Regions from separate parts of the Homo sapiens genome. Here region 1 is linked to region 2. A link is an interaction called in ENCODE POLR2A ChIA-PET data of the cell type or tissue named here. Cell type or tissue: HepG2. All regions are shown on one strand. Each heading gives the region's core, and the rest is flanking DNA. Links, peaks and the distances in the headings are about the cores only. Region 1 overlaps IL27RA (interleukin 27 receptor subunit alpha). Region 2 holds the start of PODNL1 (podocan like 1).

What was found. Peaks named below come from ENCODE experiments on the same cell type or tissue, not always from the same donor. Only the 100,000 strongest peaks of a DNase experiment are listed, where the experiment ranks them.
Region 1: POLR2A ChIA-PET joins it to region 2 with 15 read pairs; 17 of 35 experiments call an interaction of 5 or more read pairs at or near these places.

The regions. Positions count from the first base shown.
Region 1 is chr19:14,039,188-14,043,187 of GRCh38, reverse strand. It overlaps IL27RA (interleukin 27 receptor subunit alpha), which reads right to left. Exons shown (of 14, transcript NM_004843.4): 3 at 3,523-3,680; 4 at 3,278-3,435; 5 at 576-735; 6 at 399-472. Among named protein-coding and RNA genes, the nearest start is that of IL27RA, 9.4 kb to the right of the region's middle. RefSeq lists an enhancer at 1-369. In HepG2, for the core only: no CTCF peak of the experiment used is centred there; no DNase peak of the experiment used is centred there.
Region 2 is chr19:13,933,003-13,945,650 of GRCh38, reverse strand. It overlaps PODNL1 (podocan like 1), which reads left to right and starts at 7,234. Exons shown (of 10, transcript NM_001370095.3): 1 at 7,234-7,472; 2 at 7,645-7,866; 3 at 9,191-9,284; 4 at 9,607-9,671; 5 at 9,821-9,930; 6 at 11,241-11,397; 7 at 11,658-11,773; 8 at 12,196-12,648. The coding sequence starts at 7,470. RefSeq lists an enhancer at 8,714-9,471. In HepG2, for the core only: no CTCF peak of the experiment used is centred there; no DNase peak of the experiment used is centred there; H3K27me3 peaks cover 1,047 bases.

The DNA of each region.
Region 1 (4,000 bases), core at 1-4,000, 100 kb before region 2:
CTCTGTCTTGTTTATGTCATTGGGTTTTGTTTGTTTTTTGTTTTGGAGACGGAGTTTCACTCTTGTTGCCCAGGCTGGAGTGCAGTGGTGTGATCTCGGCTCACTGCAACCTTCACCTCCTGGGTTCAAGTGATTCTTCTGCCTCAGCCTCCAGAGTAGCTGGGATTACAGGCGCCCACGACCACTCCCCGTGAAGTTTTGTATTTTTAGTAGAGATGGGGTTTCACCATGTTGGCCAGGCTGGTCTCCAACTGCTGACCTCAAGTGATCCACCCTCCTCGGCCTCCCACAGCAGTGTTGGGATTACAAGCGTGAGCCACTGCATCCGGCCTTATGTCATTGTTATTTAGGGGTTTCCTAACACGTGCAGAGAAATGTAACTGGTGCCTGAAGCTCACCTTCCATAGAAGCAAAGGTTCCTCTCCTCCAGGCGTCCCACAGAGGTTCCCTGATACCCACACATCTTTTGGAGCTGGCAAGGATGAGGAAACGGGGAACAAATGAGTGGGACATGATTGGACAGACTTCTGGGGGTGGGAGGGGCGTGGATTGAGGGCAAGCCCAGATATCCTCACCAGAAGGCGGTGTCTGGAAGGACAAAATGGGGCTCCACTCGCCCCACAAATCCTCTTCTTTCTCCATCCGGCAGCGGCCATACACTTTGTAGCCAGTGGCTAGCTCCAAATCTTGGATCTCAACAGGGGTCAGGGGTATGGTCTTCAGCTCCGGTTCCAGCTGGGGGAGAGACAGGCGAGCGTGATGGGCCCAGGGCCTGAGTCAAGGGTATTTGAACTTATCTTTTTTTTTTTCCTTTGTTTTTCGTTTTGAGACAGTCTCGTTGTGGCCCAGGCTAGAGTGCAGTGGTGTGATCTTGGCTCACTGCAACCTCTCCCTCCTGGGTTCAAGCAATTCTCCTGCCTCAGCCTCCTGAGTAGCTGGGATTACAGGCACCCACCACCACACCTGGTTAATTTTTTTTTTTTTTTTTTTGAGGCAGAGTCTTGCTCTGTCGCCAGGCTGGAGTGCAGTGGCACGATCTCAGCTCACTTCAACCTCTGCCTCCTGGGTTCAAGCGATTCCCCTGCCTCAGCCTCCCAAGTAGCTGGGATTACAGGCACGCGCCACCATGCCCAGCTAATTTTTTGTATTTTAGTAGAGACAGAGTTTCACCATGTTGGCCAAGATGGTCTCGATCTCCTGACCTCGTGATCCGCCCGCCTCGGCCTCCCACAGTGCTGGGATTACAGGTGTGAGCCACCAAGCCCAGCCAATTTTTGTATTTTTAGTAGAGACGGGGTTTCACCATCTTGGCCAGGCTGGTCTTGAACTCCTGACCTTAGGTGATCTGCCCACCTCGGCCTCCCAAAGTGCTGGGATTAGAGCTACTGCGCCTAGCTGGTACTTGAACTTATCTATCAGCAGAGTGAGCAACCATTTGTATTTGCCCAGGACCAAGGGGGTTTCCAGAACATGGGCCTGTCAAAAAAATTGCCACAGTCCCGAGCAGACAGAGAAAAGGTGGTCACTCTATGTGCTAGGTATAGCAGGAAGTGGTAACTTCTATTATTATCTCGTTTTACAGACGAGGGAACTGAGGCCCAGAGAGGGAAAGTGACTAGCCCAAGGTCACAGAGCTGGTGTGCTGGAGCTGAGCACTGAGGTAGTCAGATTCCAAAGTCTGCATCTCAGCCGGGTGAGGTGGCTCACGCCTGTAATCCCAACACTTTAGGAGGTGGAGGTGGGTGGATCACCTGAGGTCAGGAGTTCGAGACCAGCCTGGCCAAATAGCGAAACCCCATCTCTATTAAAAAAAATACAAAAACTTAGCTGGGCATGGTGGCACATGCCTGTAATCCCACCTACTTGAGGGGCTGAGGTGGGGGAATCACTTGAACCTGAGAGGTGGAGGTTGCAGTGAGTTGAGATGGCACCACTGCACTCCAGCCTGGGCAACACAGTGAGACTCCGTCTCAAAAAAAAAAGGGGGCCGGGTGCAGTGGCTCATGCCTGTAATCCCAGCACTTTGGGAGGCCCAGGTGGGTGGATCACCTGAGGTCAGGAGTTCAAGACCAGCCTGACCAACATGGAGAAACCCCGTCTCTACTGAAAATACAAAATGAGCCGGGCATGATGGCACATGCCTGTAATCCCAGCTACTCGGGAGGCTGAGGCAGGAGAATCGCTTGAACCTAGATGGTGGAGGTTACAGTGAGCCGAGATCATGCCATTGCACTCCAGCCTGGGCAATTAAGAGCAAAACGCCATCTCAAAAAAAAAAAAAAAAATTCTGCATCTCAGTGTTGCTCTGAATTGCATGAATAATCACAATTCTGAACTCTTCTTCTTCTTTTTTTTTTTGAGACGGAGTCTTGCTCTGTTGCCAGGCTGGAGTGTGGAGTGCAGTGGCACGATCTCAGCTCACTGCAACCTCCACCTCCTGGGTTCAAGTGATTCTCTCCTGCCTTAGCCTCTCAATTAGCTGGGACTACAGGCACCCACCAGCACGCCCAGCTACTTTTTTGTATTTTTAGTAGAGATGGGGTTTCACCATGTTGGCCAGGCTGGTCCCGAACTCCTGACCTCAGGTGATCCACTCTCCTTGGCCTCCCACAGTGCTGGGATTACAGGTGTGAGCCACCGCACCTGGTCAGATTATTTTTTAACTTCTTAGAGACGAGTCTTGCTATCCTGCCCAGGCTGGTCTCAAACTCTTGACCTCAAACAATCTTCCTGCCTCAGCCTCCCAAGGTGCTGGGATTTTAGAAATGAGCCACTGTGACCGGGTGATAGATTATTTTGGCAGGAGAAAAAAAATTTTTTTTTTTTGAGACTGAGTCTCACTCTGTAGCTCAGGCTGGAGCACAGTGGCCCAATCTCAGCTCACTGCAACCTCTGCCTCTCGGGTTCCAGTGATTCCCCTGCTTCAGCTTTCAGTAGCTGGGATTACAGGCGCCCACCACCATGCCTAGGTAATTTTTGTATTTTTAGTGGAGATGGGATTTCACCATGTTGGCCAGGCTGGTCTCGAACTCTTGACCTCAAGTGATCCATCCCCCTCAGCCTCCCAAAGTGCTGGGATTACAGGCGTGAACCACCGTGCCCAGCCATGGGAGGAGAATTTGTAGCTGAACAAGAGGCACATGCAGGCATTTTGAGTGGGAGGCATACAGGCTCAGGGGCAGGCACAGAATGAGTCCTGGGCTGGGTCTCAGATTAGGAGATGTTGCCTCAGTCCCCGCCCGGAATAGGGTGGGGAGAAAAGGACCCCAGCACTCACCAGGGTCCAGGCCGCCTCCTGACATCTTCGGTAGTGGAACTGGCAGATCAGAACTTTATGAGATGGCCATGTAGGTGGGGCCCAATGGACAGTGGCCTCCAGGGGGTCATCCTCGGAAAAGTCCACGTCAGGGCCCAGCCGGGGGGCGTTTGGCTTCACTGGGGAAGGGGAAACTAGGGTGTAGTGAGCCACGCCCTCCAAGAGCACCCACCCCGCATAGAGCGCCCACCCTCCTGCCACGTTACTTTGGGTTTCTAGGTTCACGAAGACGGGGGGCCAGAGAGGCTGGCCTGCCTTAGTGCCCCAGACAAGGAGTTTGTCAGACATGGTGAGCTGTTCCCGAGGAATGGCCACCCAGCTCCGTCCGGCTGCCACTGCCACAGTCTGGGTTTTGTTGGAACGGCTGTGAGGAGAGAGGCGGGGATGAGATGCACACTCGGCTAGAGCCAGGGCCACTGATAACCACCCTTGTGCCAACAGAGTGGCTGCAGCCTGCTCTGCTTGGGTTCAAATCCCACCTCTGCTGCTTCAGAGCTGTGTGACCTTGAGTAAGTGACTTAACTTCTCTGTGCATCAGTTTCCTCATCTACAAAATGAGGGTAATAAAAGTAACTGCTCTTTTTCTTTTTTTTTTTTAAGACAGTCACCTAGGTTGGAGTATAATGTCGTGATCTTGGCTTACTGCAACCTCTGCCTCCTGGGTTCAAGTGATCCTCCCACCTC
Region 2 (12,648 bases), core at 4,695-8,694:
GCTGGGCGCAGTGGCAGGCACCTGTAATTCCAACTACTCAGGAGGCTGAGGCAGGAGAATCACTTGAACTCGGGGGATAGAGGTTGCAGTGAGCCGAGATCATGCCACTGCACTCCAGCCTGGGCAGCAGAGTGAGACTCCATTTCAAAAAAAAAAATTGTAGAGACAGGGTCTCACTTTGTTTCTCAGGCTGGTCTTGAACTCCCGGGCTCATGCAATCCTTCCACCTCCACCTCCCAAAGTGCTGGGATTACAACCGTGAGCCACCTTGCCCAACCTAATTTTCTGAATTTTTTTTTTTTTTAGAGATGAGGGTCTCACTATGTTGCCCAGGCTGGTTTTGAACTCTTGTCCTCAAGTGTTCCTCCTGCCTCAGGCTCCTGAGTAGCTAGGATTACAGGTGTGAGCCACTGCACCCTGCTCAACTTTTTTGCTATTTAATTCAACAGATGTACAGGGCACAGTGGTGCATGCCCATGGCCCCAACTATTCAGGAGTATTGCTTGAGCCTGGGAGTTGGAGTTCAGACTGGGAAACATAGCGAGCTCCTGTCTCTTAAAAAACAAAATAAAACAGGCCGAGTGTGGTGGCTCATGCCTGTAACCTCAGCCCTTTGGGAGGCCAAGGTGGGTGGATCACCTGAGATCAGGAGTTCAAGACCAGCCTGACCAATATGGTAAAATCCTGTCTGTAATAAAAATACAAAAATTAGCCAAGCATGGTGGTGTACACCTGTAGTCTTAGCTACTGGGAAGACTGAGACAGAAGAATTGCTTGAACCCAGGAGGCAGAGGTCGCAGTGAGCCGAGATCGTGCCACTGGACTCCAGCCTGGGTGACAGAGTGAGACTCCCTCTCAAAAAAACCCCAAAACAAACAAAAAAAAAACCCCAAACAGGCCAGGAGTAGTGGCTCACATCTGTAATCCAGTACTTTGGAAGGCCAAGGCGGGCGGATCATTGAGGTCAGGAGTTTGAAACCAGCCTGGCCAACTTGGCAAAACCTGTCTCTATTAAAAATACAAAAATTAGCCAGGCATCATGGCCTGCACCTGTAGTCCCAGCTACTCGGGAGGCTGAGACACGAGAATCGCTTGAACCCAGGGATCGGAGGCTGCAGTAAGCAAAGATCCCGCCACTGCACTCCAGCCTGGGCAACAGAGAGACTTTGTCTCAAAATAAACAAATAGGGCCAGGTGTGGTGGCTCACGCCTGTAATCCCAGCACTTTGGGAGGCCAAGGCAGGCAGATCATGAGGTCAGGAGATCAAGACCATCCTGGCTAACACGGTGAAACCCTGTCTCTACTAAAAATACAAAAAAATTTAGCCAGGCATGGTGGCGGGTGCCTGTAGTCCCAGCTACCCGGGAGGCTGAGGCAGGAGAAGGTGTGAACCCGGGAGGCGGAGCTTGCAGTGAGCCGCCGAGATTGCGCCACTGCACTCCAGCCTGGGTGACAGAGCGAGACTCTGTCAAAAAAATTAATTAATTAATTAATTTAATAAATAAAACAAAACAAAAACAGATGTACAAGGATATCCAGTGGCAAGCCTCTCTTTGCCCCCAGCCACAAGCATTCAGGTCTCCCCCCAGAGCTAGCCAATATGTATGTTTTAATATATGGAAATGATCTACATTGTTAGCATCATTCTGCAATTTTTTTTCCCACAAGATTATCTCTACCCAGGTAAATCCATGTCGTGGTTTGAATGGTGTCCCTCAAATAGATAGGTAGATGTCCTGTCTCCCCGATGCCGTGAATGTGACCTGATTTGGAAAACAGGTCTTTGCGATGTAATTCAGTTAAGGATCTTGAGATGAGATTATCCCAGATTAACTGAGTGGACCCTGAATCCAAAGACCAGTGTCTTTATAAAAGACAGGAGAGGAGAGGCTGGGCGCGGTGGCTCACGCCTGTAATCCCAGCACTTTGGGAGGCTGAGGCAGGTGGATCATGAGGTCAGGAGATCGAAACCATCCTGGCTAACATGATGAAACACCGTCTCTACTAAAAACACAAAAAAATTAGCCGGGCGTGGTGGCATGCACCTTTAGTCCCAGCTAATTGGGAGGCTGAGGCAGGAGAATGGCCTGAACCCAGGAGGCAGAGCTTGCAGTGAATCAAGATCACACCACTGCACTCCAGCCTGAGCAACAGAGCGAGACTCCATCTCAAAAATAAATAAATAAAGACAGGAGAGGAGAAACAGGCTCAGTGAAGAAGGCCACGTGGAAACTGAGGCAGAGATTAGGGTGATGCAGCCACAAGCCAGGAAACACCAAGTTGCCTGGAACCACTTCCAGCCTCCAGAACTGTGAATGCATTCCTTTTCTTTCTTTCTTTTTTCTTCTTTTTTTTTTTGGAGTTTCACTCTCGTTGCCCAGGCTGGAGTGCAATGGCGCGATCTCAGCTCACCACAACTTCTGCCTCCCAGGTTCAAGTGATTCTTCTGCCTCAGCCTCCTGAGTAGCTGGGATTACAGGCATGTGCCACCATGCCTGGCTAATTTTGTATTTTTAGTAGAGACGGGGTTTATCCATGTTTGTCAGGCTGGTCTCAAACTCCCGACCTCAGGTGATCCGCCTGCCTCAGCCTCCCAAAGTGCTGGGATTACAGCATGAGACACCGTGCCTGGCCCTTTCTGTCTTTTTTTAGAGAGAGTCTTGCTCTGTCACCCAGGCTGGAGTGCAGTGGTGTGATCGCGGCTCACTGCAACCTGTGCCTCCTGAGCTCAAGCGATTCTCCTGCCTCAGCCTCCTGAGTAGCTGGGATTACAGGTGTGCACCACCATACACAGCTAATTTTTTTTGTTGTTTTTTTTTGTATTTTTTAGTAGACATGGGGTTTCACCATGTTGGCCAGGCTGGTCTCAAACTCCCAACCTCACATGATCTGCCCGTCTCTGCCTCCCAAAGTGCTGGGATTACAGGTGTGAGCCACAGGGGCGCACAGCCAATCCTATGTGCATTCTGTAAATATTTACTAAATACTGATTATACCAGGCTCCATGCTGGACACTGGGGCCACATTGATGGACCATACTCCATTGTTATCCCTGCAGAGGCCCCTGCTGGGTAATGCAGAACTGGGCAGGACCAGGCAGGACTGGACAGGACAGTGTGGCAGAAGGGGAGTTTGTTGCAGGAAGATAAGGCCAGTGGGTTATTTACAGGAACAATGGTTAGGTTCCTAGCCAATCAGCACATTCCATCCCTCTGGCCCCAGGGATTGGCTCTGGATGGACATGTGACCAAATTTAGGCCAATGAGATTTAAGTCTGAGGCTTTCTACTAAAGCCAGGGAAGAATGCTTATTGGTTCTGGGAATGTCTTAGCACCACATACAGAAGCCTGCAAGTAGAGTTCAGAGTTCAAGAGAGAATTCATCTAGAAGAGATCACTGGAGCCCCTGGATCCAGCTGTGCCTGAAGGATACAGGTTTTCTGTTCATGAGCCAGTAAATGCCCTTGTTTGTATTAGCTAGTTCAGTTTGGGTTCTCCTTCCTTTGCAATGGAAAGAGGCTTGCCCGGAACTCAAACATCTTGGTTCTTATTGCTGCTTCCCTGGGGGCTAGGACTGCTACAGTAGTCCTGTCTCCCTAGGGTTAGCCCCATTACACTGCTGAAGAGACTGAGGAACTTCCACCCAATGTCCAAGCTAATGGCCATCCATCCCATGGGGAGTACTTGAGATAGGAGCTGTTGTTCTCTTCTGGCCTAAACTAAGACCCGTCTCCTGTCTCACCCCATGAAGAGAGACCCTCAGGAGGTCACACAGCCCTAGGAAACATGAACAGATAACCACCTCTCTTGGCCCATGTTTCTTAACTTTTTTTTCTTTGAGATGGAGTCTTGCACTGTCGCCCAGGCTGGAGTGCAGTGATGCAATCTCGGCTCACTGCAACCTCCACCTCCCAGGTTCAAGAAATTCTCCTGCCTCAGCCTCCCAAGTAGCTGGGATTATAGGTGCCTGCCACCATGCCTGGCTAATTTTTTTGTATTTTTAGTAGAGACGGGGTTTCACCTTGTTGGCCAGGATGGTCTCGAACTCCTGACCTTAGGTGATCTGCCCACCTCAGCCTCCCAAAGTGCTGGAATTACAGGCGTGGGCCACTGCGCCCAGCCACTGTTTCTTGATCACTTCCTCCCTCCCCTGTATCACTGCCTGCCTTCTCTGGAATAAATGCACTCAATCCTTGTCTCAAGCTCTGCTTCTGGGAGACTCCAACTCCTGGCCTTGGCCACTCCCAAGCTGAGCAGACGCTATACTTTTTTTTTTTTTTTTTTTTTGAGACGGAGTCTCACTGTTACCCAGCCTGGAGTGCAGTGGTGTGATCTCGGCTCACTGCAGCCTCCAGCTCTCAGGTTCAAGCAATTCTCCTGCATTAGCCTCCTGAGTAGCTGGGATTACAGGCATGCACCACCGTGCCCAGGAAATTTTTGTATTTTTAGTAGAGACTGGGTTTCACCATGTTGGCCAGGTTGGTTTCAAACTCCTGACCTCAGGTGATCCACCTGCCTTGGCCTCCCAAAGTGCTGGGATTACAGGTGTGAGCCACCGTCCTTGGCCGACACTATACTTTTATTTTTATTTATTCATTCATTTTTGAGACAGGGTCTCACTCTGTCATCCAGGCTGGTGTACAGTAGCATGAACACGGCTCACTGCAGCTTCAACCTCCTGGGTTCATGTGATCCTCCCACTTCAGCCTCCCTGGTAGCTGGGACTACAGGCAACACCACCATGCCCCGCTAAGTTTTGTTTTGTTTGAGACAGAGTCTCGCACCATAGCCCAGACTGGAGTGCAGTAGCACAATCTCTGCTCACTGCAACCTCTGCCTCCCAAGTTCAAGCCATTTTCCTGCCTCAGCCTCCCAAGTAGCTGGGATTACAGGCACATGCCACCACACCCAGCTAATTTTTGTATTTTTTAGTAGAGACAGGGTTTCGCCATGTTGGCCAGGCTGGTCTCGAACTCCTGACCTCAGCTGATCTGCCCACCTCGGCCTCCCAAAGTGCTGGGATTACAGGTGTGAGCTACCGCGCCTGGCCCCCGCTAAGTTTTTTTTTTTTTTTTTTTTTGAGACGGAGTCTTGCTCTGTCACCCAGGCTGGAGTACAGTGGCGTGATCTCGGCTCACTGCAACCTCCGCCTCCCTGGTTCTAGTGATTCTCCTGCCTCAGGCTCCTGAGTAGCTGGGACTACAGGCGCGCACCACCACACCCAGCTAATTTTTTGTATTTTTAGTAGAGATGGGGTTTCACAGTGTTAGCCAGGATGGTCTCGATCTCTTGACCTTGTGATCCACCTGCCTCGGCCTCCCAAAGTGCTGGGATTACAGGTGTGAGCCACCGCGCCTGGCCCCCCACAAAGTTTTTAAAAAATTTTTTTAGAGACGGGGGTCTCACCATTATTGACCAGGCTGGTCTCAAACTCCTGGGCTTAGAGCCATCCTCCTGCCTCAGCCTCCAAAAGTGTTGGGATTACAGGCATGAGCCACCACACCCAGCCACCATTCTTAAAATGTTCTACCCACTGCCTCGTTCTGCTTCAAGACAGCTCTTTGAGGGGGGGGGTTTGTCATCCCCCCACTTTTTTTTTCTTTATTTAATAACAGGGTTTTATTCTGTTGCCCAGAGTGGCGTGCAGTGGCACATAGCTCATTGTAACCTCAAACTTGAGCCCAGAGGCTCAAGTGTTCCTCCTGCCTTGGCCTCCTGAGTACCTGGGACTGTGGGTGTGCACCACCATACCAGGTTAGTTATTATTATTATTATTATTATTGAAACAGAGTTTTGCTCTGTTGCCCAGGCTGGAGTGCAGTGATGTGATCTCCACTTCCCAGGTTCAAGCGATTCTCGTGCCTCAGCCTCTGGAGTAGCTGGGATTACAGGCACGTGCCATCATGCCCAGCTAATTTTTGTATTTTTAGTAGACAGGATTTCACCATGTTGGGCTCGATGCTCTGGAACTCCTGACCTCAGGTGATCCGCCTGCCTAAGCCTCCCAAAGTGCTGGGATTACAGGTGTGAGCCATGGAGCCCAGCCCAGGCTAATTTTTTTTTAAATTTATTTTTAGAGACAGGGTCTCACTATATTGCCCAGTCTGGTCTCAAATTCCTGGCCTCAAGAGATCCTTCTAGCCAGATGTGGTGGCTCATGCCTGTAATCCGAGCACTTTGGGAGGCCAAGGTGGGCAAATCACCTGAGGTCAGGAGTTCGAGACCAGCCTGGCCAACTTGGCGAAACCCTGTCTGTACTAAAAATACAAAAATTAGCTGGGCATGGTGGGAGGCGCCTGTAATCCCAGCTACTTGGGAGGCTGAGGCGGGAGAATCACTTGAACCCCGGAGGTGGAGGTTGCAGTGAGCCGAGATCACGCCACTGCCCTCCAGCCTAGGCGACAGAGTGACAGAGTGAGACTCTGTCTCAAAAAACAAAAGAGAGATCCTCCTGTCTCAGCTTCCCAAAGCACTGGGATTACAGGTATAAACCCCAGCACCCAGCCTGTCAATCCCATTTTATGTGTGGGAAAGCTGAGGTCTGGGCAGGAGAAGGACCTGTCTGAAGCCGCCCTGTTGGTAAGTTGTGGGTCTGGGAGAATTGACCTCATGTGGAGACCAGCTTGTCACCCCCATCCACGGGTGCCAAAGCCCTGGGATATGCCAGGCACTGTTCTGAATGCACACTTCGTATAATCCTTACAACACTGTGGGGGAGTGTGGGGTGGTGAGCCAACCATTACCCCAGAAAGGGAAACCAAGGCCCTGAGAGGTGGCACAGCCCAGGTTCAAACCCAGGCAGGCTGGCACCAAGCTCACACTCTTAACCACCAGGCTGATGCCTGGATATATGTAATTTCCTTCCAGGCGGCTGTGGCCATTTGCGGGGGGAGGAGGGGGCGGGTGTCTGGAGCAAGACCAGCCAGCAGAGGGGAGGTGGGTGCCGGGCAGCAGACCTGGTCAGGAGCTCCCAGGCTGGCATCTGGGCTGCCAGGCTAAGCTCAGGCCTCCCTAATCCCTCGCTGCTGCCCGCCCCTGCTTCTCGGAACTCTCCTGTGCCCCGAAGCTCCCCCCATCCCTCCATCCCCACCCCTACTCCTGCGGTCGTCCCAAATACCAGACAGGACGAATCTCAGCTTTTCCCCAAACATTCCTTGTTCTTGTGGCCCGGCCCAGGCTGGCTGAGGTTACGAAAGCAGAGATGGGGTGGTTGTTGGGGGGGACCAAGGGGACGGGCTGGCCTGTCCTCACCACCCCATCCGGCCGCCTGCCCGTCCTCCCCAGGGCGGGGAAGGGGGTGGGCCAGCTCCCCCAAAGCCCCGGGAGAACAGGCTGTTGTGGGGGGTGGCATGGGTCTGGAGATGGGGGGCGGTGGTGGCCACAGCAGAGGCTCCAGGAGGTGACCGCCTGGTTTCCATTAGGAAGTCCTGGTCAGCAGCTTGGGCGAGATGGCAGAGTCAGGGCTGGCCATGGTAAGGTGGGGCACGGGAGGGTCTGAGGGTGGGGCCTGCCTGCCCCCCCACCCCTGCTCTGCCAACTGGCCACTGCCTCCCCACCAAGACCCTCCCCGAGGAGGGGATGCTCCAGTCACCATGGCGACCCTGCGCCCAGCCTGGAGACACGCTGACCCTCCCTCCCCCGCAGTGGCCGAGCCTGCTGCTGCTCCTGCTGTTGCCGGGGCCCCCGCCCGTCGCCGGCTTGGAAGACGCTGCCTTCCCCCACCTGGGGGAGAGCTTGCAGCCCCTGCCCCGGGCCTGTCCCCTGCGCTGCTCCTGCCCCCGAGTCGACACTGTGGACTGTGATGGCTTGGACCTTCGAGTGTTCCCGGACAACATCACCAGAGCCGCTCAGCACCTCTCCCTGCAGGTGGGGCCCACGGAGGGGAGTGGGGGCATGCAGGGCTGAGACCCAGTGGTGAGGGGAGCTGGAGGGGTGCCCCAGAGCTGAGGAGCGTGGTGGGGTATAGGAACACACTTGCAGGAGGGCGGTGCAGAGCAGGCTGTGATGGAGCTTTGCCTTGGCAGATTGGCTCTGCATGCCCAAGATGAGAGGGGTGAGCGTGGACATGCTGGAAGTTGTCGGGGACTGAGGATTAGTGGTGTTAGGGTCAACATCTTGGCGGTTATAGTGTTGTTTGGAGTTAGTGTGATGGGGAGTTTGGGGTTATGGGGATGTTGTGGCGTGTGGGGTTGATGGTGGGGGTGATGGCACATTTGGGGTCGATTGTGGGGGTGATGGCGCATTTGGGGTCAATTGTGGGGGTGATGTCGCATTGTGGTCGATTGTGGGGGTGATGGCGCATTTGGGGTCGATTGCGGGGGTGATGGCGCATTTGGGGTCGATTGCGGGGGTGTTGGGGCATGTGGGGTTGATTGCGGGGGTGATGGCACATTTGGGGTCGATTGCGGGGGTGTTGGGGCATGTGGGGTTGATTGCGGGGGTGATGGCACATTTGGGGTCGATTGCGGGGGTGTTGGGGCATGTGGGGTTGATTGCGGGGGTGATGGCACATTTGGGGTCGATTGCGGGGGTGTTGTGGCATGTGGGGTTGATTGCGGGGGTGATGGCGCATTTGGGGTCGATTGTGGGGGTGTTGTGGCATGTGGGGTTGATTGCGGGGGTGATGGCGCATTTGGGGTCGATTGTGGGGGTGTTGTGGCATGTGGGGTTGATTGCGGGGGTGATGGCGCATTTGGGGTCGATTGTGGGGGTGTTGTGGCATGTGGGGTTGATTGCGGGGGTGATGGCGCATTTGGGGTCGATTGTGGGGGTGTTGGGGCATTTGGGGTCGATTGTGGGGGTGATGGTGCATTTGGGGGTGATTGTGGGGGTGATGGCACATTTGGGGTTGATTGTGGGGGTGTTGAGGAATTTGGGGTCGATTGTGGGGGTGATGGTGCATTTGGGGTCGGTTGTGGGGGTGATGGCACATTTGGGTTGATTGTGGGGGTGTTGGGGGAATTGGGGTCGATTGTGGGGGTGATGGCACATTTGGGGTCGATTGTGGGGGTTTGGGGTTTGACATCTTGGCAGTTATAAGACTGGGTCAGAGTGATGGGGTGTTTGGGATTAACTGTGGGGGTGATGATGGTATGGGGCTGGTTTGGGCTGATGGGAAGTTGAGAATCAGTGCTTGGGGTCACTTGGTCACGGGGTCACGGGTGTGAACACCCCAACTCTCACCCTGCAGAACAACCAGCTCCAGGAACTCCCCTACAATGAGCTGTCCCGCCTCAGTGGCCTGCGAACCCTCAACCTCCACAACAACCTCATCTCCTCCGAAGGTGAGGGGGCAGAGGGAGGCGGCCTCTCTGGGGCTGTAGGACTGACCGAGGTCTCAGCTGCCATCCCCCTCCCCCGCCCCATCTGCGGGCAGCTCTGTGGCAGTTCCCAGAACTGCCCTTTGCTGAGCAGGATGGAAACTCAGGAGCTGGGGTGGGGGTTGGGGGCTGTGGCTTTTGAGTAGGGATGGGGAGGAGGGGATCTGAGGGCCTGGGGAGCCTCTGCCAGTTCCCCGGCCGAGAGTCCTGGGGCAGCTGGGAGCCCAGACTCCCCCTCCACCCAAGACAGGCCTGGGGTCCCTTCACTGCCCCCCTACTCTCCCAGGCCTGCCTGACGAGGCCTTCGAGTCCCTCACCCAGCTGCAGCACCTCTGCGTGGCTCACAACAAGGTGAGCCCCCAGCCCCACCCGCAGGCCGAGCCCAGTGAGGGTGCAGCTTCAGTCACTCAGCCCAGGGTGTGGAGGGGACAGCTCTGCTGGGGAAGTGGTGGGGCCAAGGCGCACCAGGACCAGTCCGGCTGTGGGCTGTGTCCCCACAGCTCTCAGTGGCCCCTCAGTTTCTGCCCCGGTCCCTCCGTGTCGCGGATCTGGCTGCCAACCAAGTGATGGAGATCTTCCCCCTCACCTTTGGGGAGAAGCCGGCACTCAGGTAGACCCTGGCCCAGCCCAGGCCCCCAGGCCTCAGATACATCTGTGTCATGCCCCGGTTCTAGGAGCAATGAGGGAGTTAAGACCTTGCCCTCGGCCGGGTGCAGTGGCTCACTCCTGTAATCCTAGCACTTTGGGAGGCCAAGGTGGGAGGATCATCTGGGGTCAGGAGTTCGAGACCAGCCTGGCCAACATGATGAAACCCTGTCTCTACTTAAAATACAAAAATTAGCTGGGGGTGGTGGTGTGCGCCTGTAATCCCCGCCACTCAGGAGGCTGAGGCAGGAGACTGGCTTGAACCCAGGAGGTGGAGTTTGCAGTGAGACGAAATCGTGCCACCGCACTCAAGCCTGGGCGACAGAGTGAGACTCTGTCTCAAAATTAAAAACAAAAACAGAAACAAAATGCCTTGCCCTGGAGGGCTTAACCAGGGACAGATCCCTAGCCTTGGGGAGTGGGAAGAGGGCATAGTTCTACCCTGGGAGGAGAGTGAGCGGGGAGACAGGGCCCTGTATGCTGTGTCAGAACTCCAGACTGAGGTGGAGACAGTATGTGCAGGGACACACACACACACACACTTACACAGACTCACATACACACCTGCACACACAACCACATGAACACATGCTCATGCACACACAATCACATGCACACACAAGCACACACACAGACTCACATACACACCTGCACACACTTCCAACCACATGCACACAGGCACACACTCATGCATGCACACGCAATCACATGCACACACAAGCACACACATGCACATATGTACACAATGCTCACACTTTTGCACATGATCACATGCACACATGGACATACATGCATACACACAGTTGCACACTCGGCTGCACACACACAATCACATGCACACTTATGCACAGGCATGCACACATGCACACCCACACTTACAATCACATGCACACACTCACCCATGCACACTTATGCACAGGCACATAGCACACACTTGCATATACATACACACATGCACGCCCACACACTCTTACAATCACATACACACGTGCACACACACTCCACATATGCACTCATTACACTTACACATGCACACTGCTCACACATGCACACACGTCTATTCATACAACACACATGCACACTCACCTGCACACCTACGCACAGTCACATGCACACATACACAATTACATTCCCACACAGACTCCACACATGCGCGCGCACACACACACACACACACACACACACACTGAAGGCGACCCTGAGCAGGGTGTGGTGCGGGAGTGGGGTGGTAGGAGGCGAGGGGCAGGCTGGTGGCCGGAGCCTGGCTCTCCTCAGGTCCGTGTACCTCCACAACAACCAGCTGAGCAACGCTGGCCTGCCCCCCGACGCCTTCCGCGGCTCCGAGGCCATCGCCACCCTCAGCCTCTCCAACAACCAGCTCAGCTACCTGCCGCCCAGCCTGCCGCCCTCACTCGAGCGGCTCCACCTGCAGGTAGCCCTGCTGTAGGTCCCACCCCGGGCCAGACTCTCTTCACCTCTTTCCAGGGGGACCCCTCCAGTTCCTAGCTTTCCATTCTTCTCAATTGCCCCTCAGAATGCCAGTGGTCAGAGTTATCCTTCTTTGAATCACTTTATTGGAAATCGCTTTGAGCTCAAGGCAAGCTCCTCGTCACTCCCTTACTCAAGAGCCGTCTGTGGCTTCCCGCTGCCCTCATCCCAGACTCAAGTCTCATTCTCTTCTTCCTTCTCCAGAACAATCTCATCTCCAAGGTGCCCCGAGGAGCCCTGAGCCGCCAGACTCAACTCCGTGAGCTCTACCTCCAGCACAACCAGCTGACAGACAGTGGCCTGGATGCCACCACCTTCAGGTACAGGCTGGTTGGGGGGCAGCAGGGGCTGAGAATTTACAGTCGGGGGTCCCAACCTTCAGTCCCCCTTCCCTGACTGGCTCCTAAGCCACGGCCTCATTTACTGAGTGCCTGCTGCTCACTGGGCTCGGCAGAGCACTGGGTAGGTGTCCCTGTTCCCCACAGCCCTGCACTGACATCGTAAGTCTCACATGCCTTTCCATCTCGGCTCTACCCTGGTCACCCCCATAGCTAACTCTCAGGCTGGAATCTGCCCTGGGCACCCCAAGTTTACCTCCCACCCAGCTCTCTCCACGCATCACTCCCAAGTCAAAATCTCCAGCTTAAATCTGTCTCAGGACCACTCCCCAGCCTCCCCGCCAAAATCTGTCAGGCACCCCACTCCAAGTGCCCCACCTAACACCGACCCTCTCTCCTTCCAGCAAGCTGCATAGCCTTGAATACCTGGATCTCTCCCACAACCAGCTGACCACAGTGCCCGCCGGCCTGCCCCGGACCCTGGCTATCCTGCACCTGGGCCGCAACCGCATCCGGCAGGTGGAGGCGGCTCGGCTGCACGGGGCGCGTGGTCTGCGCTATTTGTTGCTGCAGCACAACCAGCTGGGGAGCTCAGGGCTGCCCGCCGGGGCTCTGCGGCCGCTGCGGGGCCTGCACACGCTGCACCTCTATGGCAATGGGCTGGACCGCGTGCCTCCAGCCCTGCCCCGCCGCCTGCGTGCCCTGGTGCTGCCCCACAACCACGTGGCCGCGCTGGGTGCCCGTGACCTGGTCGCCACACCGGGCCTGACGGAGCTTAACCTGGCCTATAACCGCCTGGCCAGCGCCCGTGTGCACCACCGGGCCTTCCGCCGGTTGCGTGCCCTGCGCAGCCTCGA